2 separate regions of the Homo sapiens genome follow, and region 2 is linked to region 1. Evidence: chromatin contacts called from ENCODE Hi-C or POLR2A ChIA-PET data. All regions are on one chromosome and are shown on one strand. Each heading gives the region's core, a stretch centred on a gene start or an enhancer-like site at or near the end of the contact. The rest is flanking DNA. Distances are from core to core; before and after follow the strand shown.

Region 1 (3,681 bases), core at 744-3,243:
TTATGCTTCAAATGTGCTGTCATTTTTGAATGCTACATTTTCACACATGAGTGGATAGACATGAACAGTGTTTTGGTTCTTTCCTTTGTTTCCCCTATTGAACTACTTTTTTTAGTAAGTCCATGTTAATTAAAATTCTAATGTTCTCATCAAAATTGCATTTTTGGAATAAATTTGTATCAGGATCAAATGACATTAAATCATTCAAAATCAATTAGAGAATGGTTTTAATTAATTGAACAGAAAGATGAAGTAAAGGAGCTGACATTGTTAAAACCTATTTACTGATAATTTAATAGTATGTTAAAATTTGTTTAAAGAGCTGGCTGCAGTGATTCACGCCTGTAATCCCTGCCCTTTGAGAGGCTGAGACAGAAGGATCGCTTGAGCCCACAAGACCAGCCTGGGCAACACAGTGAGACCCCATCTCTAAAAAAACTTTTAAAAATTAGCCAGGCATGGTGGTATGCGCCTGTAGTCCCAGCTACTTGGGAGGCTAAGGTGGGAGGATCCCTTGAGCCCAGGAGTTTGAGAGCAGCCTGGGCAACATAGGGAGAACCCATTTCTACAAATAAAAATAACATGTAAAAAAGCTGGGAATGATGGTGCATACCTGTGGTCCCAGCTGCCAGGATGGTTGAGGCTGCAGTGAGCCGTGGTCACGCCACTGTTCTCCAGCCTGGGCAGCAATGAGACCCAGTCCCCCTGCCAAAAAAAAAAAAAAATTATTTAGAGTATTTTGGGGTGATATATAAAATCATAACAGCTTAAAACGGAATACAACGAAAAAGACAATTTTTAAATAGTTAAAAGTGTTGGCGAGATAGAGGAAGTCAATCATAGTCTTGGAATAACATTTAGATTTCAGAATTTGAGTTTTTATGTTTGTTTTGACAAAATGGTTCTTTTGCTTTCTTCAACAAGAGGTTTAAGGCTTTGAACTTTTTGAAACTTTGATATAATTGTTGAAGTTTTTTAAACAAATCCTATAGAAATAGGAGACTGCTAATATGAAGAAGATAGAACATACTATTACAGCAAATTTATTTACTCACAAAAATTGCTTTTCCAAGGTAATCTTTTTCAAAAACTTACTGACATTTTAATGCCAAGTGTGTTTTCTTTGTCCCTAGTTTTAACAGTTTTAAAATACATGATTAACCTTTTTTCCTGAAACTGAAAGGAATCTGGACCAATTTTTTTAATCTATGCTTAAAAGCCACTCTTTTGATATGTTTTTCTTCATAGGACAGCCCATTATATTTAAATAGATAAATTGTCTCAGTTATTTCACACTAGCTGTATGACTTTATTTCTGTTATCCCCAGCAACTACATTTTTAGCTTTAAAGAATATTTTTATTGCTTTTGCATCAATTTCAAGTTTCAATATACAAAAGAGAGTAGTAACTAGTTCCTATGCTCTTCAGTCTGCTTCCCCAAGTAATCATTCTACTGTGAGGTGTTTTGTTTTTGGTATTGGCATTTTGGTATTAGGATTCATTATTACTAGTTATCAAGGAGACTCATTATTACACTGTGTCCCCTAATCATGTATAACCAGTGGCCTGGCAAAGCAGAAGACGACTTCCTCAAAAAAAAAAAAAAAAAAAAAAAAATCGTAGTTTACTTTAAGAGTTGACACTGCTGTAACCCAAAGACCTATTGAACTTACATTGCTGGTTGAGAAGCACACATCCAAAAAATCCAGTTATCTTCTGATCCACAATAAATTTTTGGAAAATAATCTGAAAACCAATTGTCCTCCATTATGACTAATGCACAATTTATTAAACTTAGATTTTTTGAGTGCAGTAACAGAACTAGAAATGTGTTGCTGTGTTACTCTGTTCTTGTACTGCTATAAAGAAGTACCTGAGACTGGGTAATTCATAAAGAAAAGAGGTTTAATTGACTCATAGTTCCACAGGCTGTACGGGAAGCATGACGGCTTCTGCTTGGCTTTTGGGGAGGCCTCAGGAAACTTATGGCAGAAGGCAAAGGGGAAGCAGGCACTTCCTACATGGCGAGAGCAGGAGGAAGAGAGAATGAAGGGGGAGGTACTACACATTTTTATAAACAACCAGATCTTGTGAGAACTCACTATTACCAGAATAGCAAGGGAAAAATCTGCCCCCATGATCCAGTCACCTCCCACAAAGCCCCTCTTCTAACATTGGGGATTACAGTTCAACACGAGATTTGTGGGGGAACACAGACCCAAACCATACCAATTACTAAAGAAATGGGAGACATTTGAATTTGGTGAAGAAATGGTCTAAGGTCTAAGCTTGGCCCAACCTCGGGCATCATGCCAAGTATAAAGGATAGCAAAGAGAATAATGCCTTTTGGTTTCTAAAGAGTTGAGGCTGGAGGAATAAGCATGTAACATGGTATGAAAAGTGCTAATAATCAAGGAAAGTAAGTGATAGGGTGGATCTTCAAAGGAGCAATATATTTGGGGTGGAAAGGTCATAGGTTGCATGGGTTGAAGCTTAACACATGAAAAGGCTGTGTTAAAAAAGTACTGATGATTTCTGTATGATTGGAAAATATGGGGAGATGGTCTGGTACAAAATACCTGTTTAATGAATTGTGCAGAAGCATCAAGAGATAAGGTCAGGAAAGGGAGAAGGGACAAGTGTATCATGCTGAAATTTTTTTGACTCTAGCCTGAAGCTATTGAAAGATTTTGAGAATGTGAGTGGACCTGGTCAAATCTGTCATTGATGAAGCTCATTCTGACCCTGAAATAAGCCAAAATTAGCAAGCTCCAATGTTAATTTGTTTTAACCTGTAAAGCTAGCAAGTAAAAATTCCTTAAATAAAGAACTCAACTGTTTCACTGTTTAGCAATGAGACCAAAGAGTATGTAAGATCGAAGGAATAGAGGTATAGAAAGACTGTTTTGCCCTTTGTTAAACTGAAAGACTAGCCTACTAACAATTCTAAATAATTATCTGGAACATTATCAGGGAATCTCACTGGGGTCAGACTGGAATCTAATTCTGGTTCTGCCACTCTCCAGCTGTGTGGCTTTGGAAATGTTACTTAACAGCTCTGTGCCTCCATTTCCTCATTTGTAAAATGGATTTGTTAATAGTACCTGTTTCAAGAAGTACTTATGAGGATTACACAATATAATGCATATATTCCACTGGTAATGCCACTCAACACAGGAGACCACTAGGAACACACAAGGAGTTGAACAAAGTTGGGTTTTTTTGTTTGTTGAAACTAGAGATACATTGTAGGGATTCCTGAGTGCTGGAAAGGCCTTCTTTCAGGATTTGGGCTTGTGATGAGTGATTTGGGAAGGATTCAAGCAAGAGTTTGCACTGGATTTCGATTCTGTAAGGAAGTGGGGTAATTTTATGATTGGTCTGAATAGATCTCATTTAGGAGGTGGGAGACACGAAGCTAAGTGAAAGCCGTAATTTGTAAAGAAGCAGCAGTCACTCATATTTAGTATTTTGTGCTTTGCACTGCGACTTTGTTTTTGTCTTATTACACAAGATGTGAAGAGGTCTTTTCTGTTTCATCATGGTCACAGAGTAACCTTGACTGATGGTCTTCTGTGAGATTGTTTATGTTCAACAGGAGAACACCAAGGCCTAGCTGGTAATAACAAGCCAAGTCCTGGATGCCAAGGGCTGCTTTTCTCTTTCTGTCACTTAGCAC
Region 2 (3,681 bases), core at 611-3,110, 110 kb before region 1:
GGACCACTGCAATGAGCAAGGATTCTGGCCCCTGGGTGCCCCACGCCTTGGCGTTGCCTGGTCTGCCAGGAGCGGGGGATGTGAGGGAGGAGGCCCTCCCTCATAAGGGGGAAATCTCCTTGTCATCGTTGGCTGAGGCCGGCGACAGGGAGTCCTCATCCTCGGAGCGCGCGTAGTGCACCTGGCTCCCGACGCACTTGCAGCCCGCGTGACTGTTCCTCTGCGTGCCCTTCCCCTCCTTCTTGTGCTTCACTCGGCGGTTCTGAAACCAGATTTTCACCTGCTTCTCCGACAGGTTCAGGTAAGTGGCGATTTCAATCCTCCGGAGTCGAGACAGGTACATGTTGGAAGAGAATTCTCTCTCCAGCTCCAGGAGTTGCGTGCTAGTGAACGCCGTCCTCATCCTCTTGCCATTGGGTACCTGGCTGGCGTCAGAGCCTCCTGCGGACCGGCGAAGAGAGGGTAGAGAGGTAAGGCTCGGGCAAGGTGCTCCCACCCCATGTGCTAACCAGGACGCATTTCAGGGACCCACCCGGGGAAGCCCAGCCGAACATCTGTATCCCTTTCCCATTTCAAGGCACGTGGTTGCTTAGCGGGGAAGAAAAGAGACGTGCAAAGCAAATAAAGGTCTTCGATGCGCAGGATGCGAAGTCACAGGATTAAAGAGGGATGGGGGCTTGCACTATCTGATCGCCTCCCTTTGAGCCAAGCGGAGAAGCGCGCAGGCTTAGCCAAAAACGTCAAGACGCTTTAGCCGCCCCGACGCGGGGATGCCACACAGGTTCAAACACACCCACCCCAAATCCCAAGCAGTTAACCTCTGGTTTATCCGCCGTGACGTTCGAGGTCCCTAAGGCCCCAGTATTAATAAGGCAATACTCGAGCACCTACTACTAGGAGTAAAACGCACCAGGCTGAGTGGAGAAGCTGGCAAACTAACTTCCACTTTCGTGGAACTTCTGTGGCTGACTCTACGGTTACACTAAAAGCCCGTCCTCTCTCTTCACCCTGTCCCCGGGCTCCCACTTCCTCCACTGGAGGTGGAAAGTTTGCTCCAGGAGCGCGAAAGGCGCGGAGCGCAGGTGCCCCAAGACCCCGCCCTACCCATGGTGAGGCAGTGGAATCTCCGCGGGTCCGCCACGTTGTAGGTGGTGGCGGTGCAGACAGGTGCGTGGTGCTGCGGGTGCCCCAAGGCCGCCGCGGCCGCCGCCGCCGCTGCTGCTGCTGCCGCCGCCGCGGCCGAGCCAGGCTGCTGGGGCTGATGATGGTGATGGTGGTGCTGCGGCGGGTGGTGGTGATGATGCGCATGGTTCACCCGCGGGCAAAACTGCGCGTCCCCAGGAGCCGAAGAGAACTGGCCCTTAAGCAGAGGCAGTGCCCCTGCGGCCCCTGCCACCCCACTGCCTCCGGCCCCGGTAACCCCGGCCCCTGCGCCCCCGCTGCCGGCGCCCACAGACCCCCGAGAGGAGTGCAGGTGCGAAGTGACGCAGAGAGGGCACACGCAGAACGCGCCGCTCTTGCGGGACGGGCAGCCGGGGCCGGACACGGACATCACCAATGGGGGCGGCATGCCAAGCGGGATGAAGAAATCCGGCCCGGGGTGCGGTTCAGGCAGCGAGGGCGCAGGCCGTGAGGTGTCCTTGATGATGAGCGAGTCGACATAGAAGGAGCGCGACATGTCGAGAGGGGTGGGTGGCTGGAAGCCCCGGCAGTTCGCGGCGACCCCTCTCCTCTAGTGTTCTAAGCTCTGCCCTGGGAGCCGCGCAGACACGGGCAGTCAAGCCCTTGGGGACGCAGAGGTGTTGGCGTCTGGGCTGGGAACAAAGGGGTCCCCGGAGAGGGCTGGTCCTCACGTCCCCCGCCCGGCGCCCCGGCTCGGGTATTTTATAGCCCCCCACCCTGGCACGTGATGCTGCGGAGTACCGCTCGGCTCAGGCTCCTCGGCAGCTCCGCACCCTCGGGATAGGCTGCCCGAGTCACAACAGAAGCCGCGAGGAGGGGCGGGCGCGCGGCGGGGAAGAACTCGGGGGAGGGGGATGGGGGAGACTTTGCAAAGTGTAGGTTTTGTTAATTTCCCGGGGAGGCCGGCCTCCTCCCCCTCTTTCTCCACGCTTTACTGAGAAATCACAGCGCTGCATCCTCCATCCCACCCCCTCTCGCTACCCTGGCCGCAGCCCAACTCTTCCCCACGCCCCACCGCAAAGCGTACCAGGTGGGGACTTGGAGGCTTATTTAATAGGAATGCTCAGTGTTTCCAGCTCCTCTGTGGTAGGGGTGGCTGCGGCGCGGTGAAGTGTGAGGCCTGCGGTTTGGAGCAGGATTGTGCGGGCGACGGACTGGCAGTCGTCCAGTCCCTGAGCGCAGCTCTGGCCACGGTTACACCTACCCCTGTCCACAGCTTTTGGACTTGGCAGAGGTCATTCAGGTGGTTAGTTCAGGACTGTCCGGCGCAGAACTGTGAGGCCTCCCAGCTAAGAAACCGTCAAGCTTTTCATGCTGATGTTCGACAAGGTCTGAAGTGTCTTTGTACTTGGGGCCCTCCTGGGGCCACTCAGACCAACGACCCTTCCTTGTTTCCCTTTCTGATCGGCACCTCCCACTTCCGCAGAGAGAGAGAGATGTTGAAGAGTCACCCTTTTCTTTCTCCAAGTAGTAACACCATGGCATTCCAGGGCAATCCTACAAACTCCATCCTGAAGATTTTGGAGGGAGGACCTCAAACACCAAGCCCTCCTAAAGACGCAGCAGGGATTAGATAGACCTTCGCTCTGGGTCTGAGGATTTCCTGTCCCTCATTTTTACCAATCATGGGCAGCTTAGCAAGGCTAACCAGGAAGCACTCTTTCCTCTGCATCTTAAGAACCTAAAAAGGATGAAGAGGATTCAGCCATCCAGGGAATCTTGCCTCTGATTGGCAGAAGTGGCTTTGTAAGGGAACTCTCTCTGGTCCATGGAAGTCTTGCACACCCCTTACTGCCCGAGAGAGGGTGGCTGCCAAACTATTGGGACTATTTATCTTCGGAGAAGGCAAGGCAGCAGAGGTGGCCATTTTCTCTCTTCATTTCCCCCTGCAGAAAAGCGGGCTGGGGCCATGTGGTTGGGCAATAGTTAGAAGTCTGATCCTTTTTCCAGAGCAGCTAACTTCAATCCTGAGTTCATGATGGTGCTAAGAAACTTAGAGACAGGACTCCCTCCACCTGAGAGAACAAGGTGCCCAAATCCAGGAGAGCACTAGCTAGAGGCACGGCTCTATCTTTCCATCCTCTGTCTTCCCCTCTCCATCTCTGTGACAGTCTCTCTTGCCTGCTAGAGAAGTGTAATTGGGTTGTAGGGATGCCCGGCTCTGGGGAGCCCAGGATTTATGGATGGCAATTAAAGTTTTATGAATTGCAGCTGAGGCTGGTTATTGAGCTATTTGAATGTGATTAGAATTCAATTAGAAAGCGGTTAGTGGACGGTGGGTCTCTGGAGTGTAAACAGACAGCTATTCCAGAAATGTGCTAATCCAACATCTTGTGACAACAATTAAGGAGTCTCAGGGCTTAACATGGGGCAGCTCAGCTGTAACTACTTTTGTACCACAAGGTCTGCAGACGCTCAGGCTCACCCCAGCCCGCCCTTGTTCATGACTGGAGGATCTAGGCAATCCCCGAAATCATTTCAGCCCCAAGAAGAAGGCTT

Evidence for each region. Hi-C counts contacts between places; a loop is a spot of excess contacts on that map. ChIA-PET counts read pairs that join two places held with the same protein, here RNA polymerase II (POLR2A). Pooled maps may share reads with other maps.
Region 2: a loop to region 1 is called in a map with no recorded cell type, with 2.3 times the contacts of the local background. The contact joins the promoter of GSX2 here to the enhancer-like site in region 1. A Hi-C loop is called at or near these places in 1 of 37 single-sample maps with no recorded cell type and 1 of 50 pooled maps. POLR2A ChIA-PET finds 5 or more read pairs at or near these places in 5 of 52 experiments (HCT116, HEK293, T-cell and 1 more).

Annotation. Positions count from the first base shown.
Region 1 is chr4:53,992,868-53,996,548 of GRCh38, reverse strand. No RefSeq gene overlaps it. Among named protein-coding and RNA genes, the nearest start is that of CHIC2, 70 kb to the left of the region's middle. Within about 2 kb of position 1,993, at least 2 of the 41 ENCODE cell types and tissues checked have a DNase peak (open chromatin) inside an H3K27ac peak, as active enhancers do.
Region 2 is chr4:54,098,342-54,102,022 of GRCh38, reverse strand. GSX2 (GS homeobox 2) reads right to left here and starts at 1,860. Exons shown (of 2, transcript NM_133267.3): 1 at 1,105-1,860; 2 at 1-441. The coding sequence starts at 1,678. The coding sequence ends at 101. RefSeq lists enhancers at 1-433, 434-1,225, 1,226-2,016.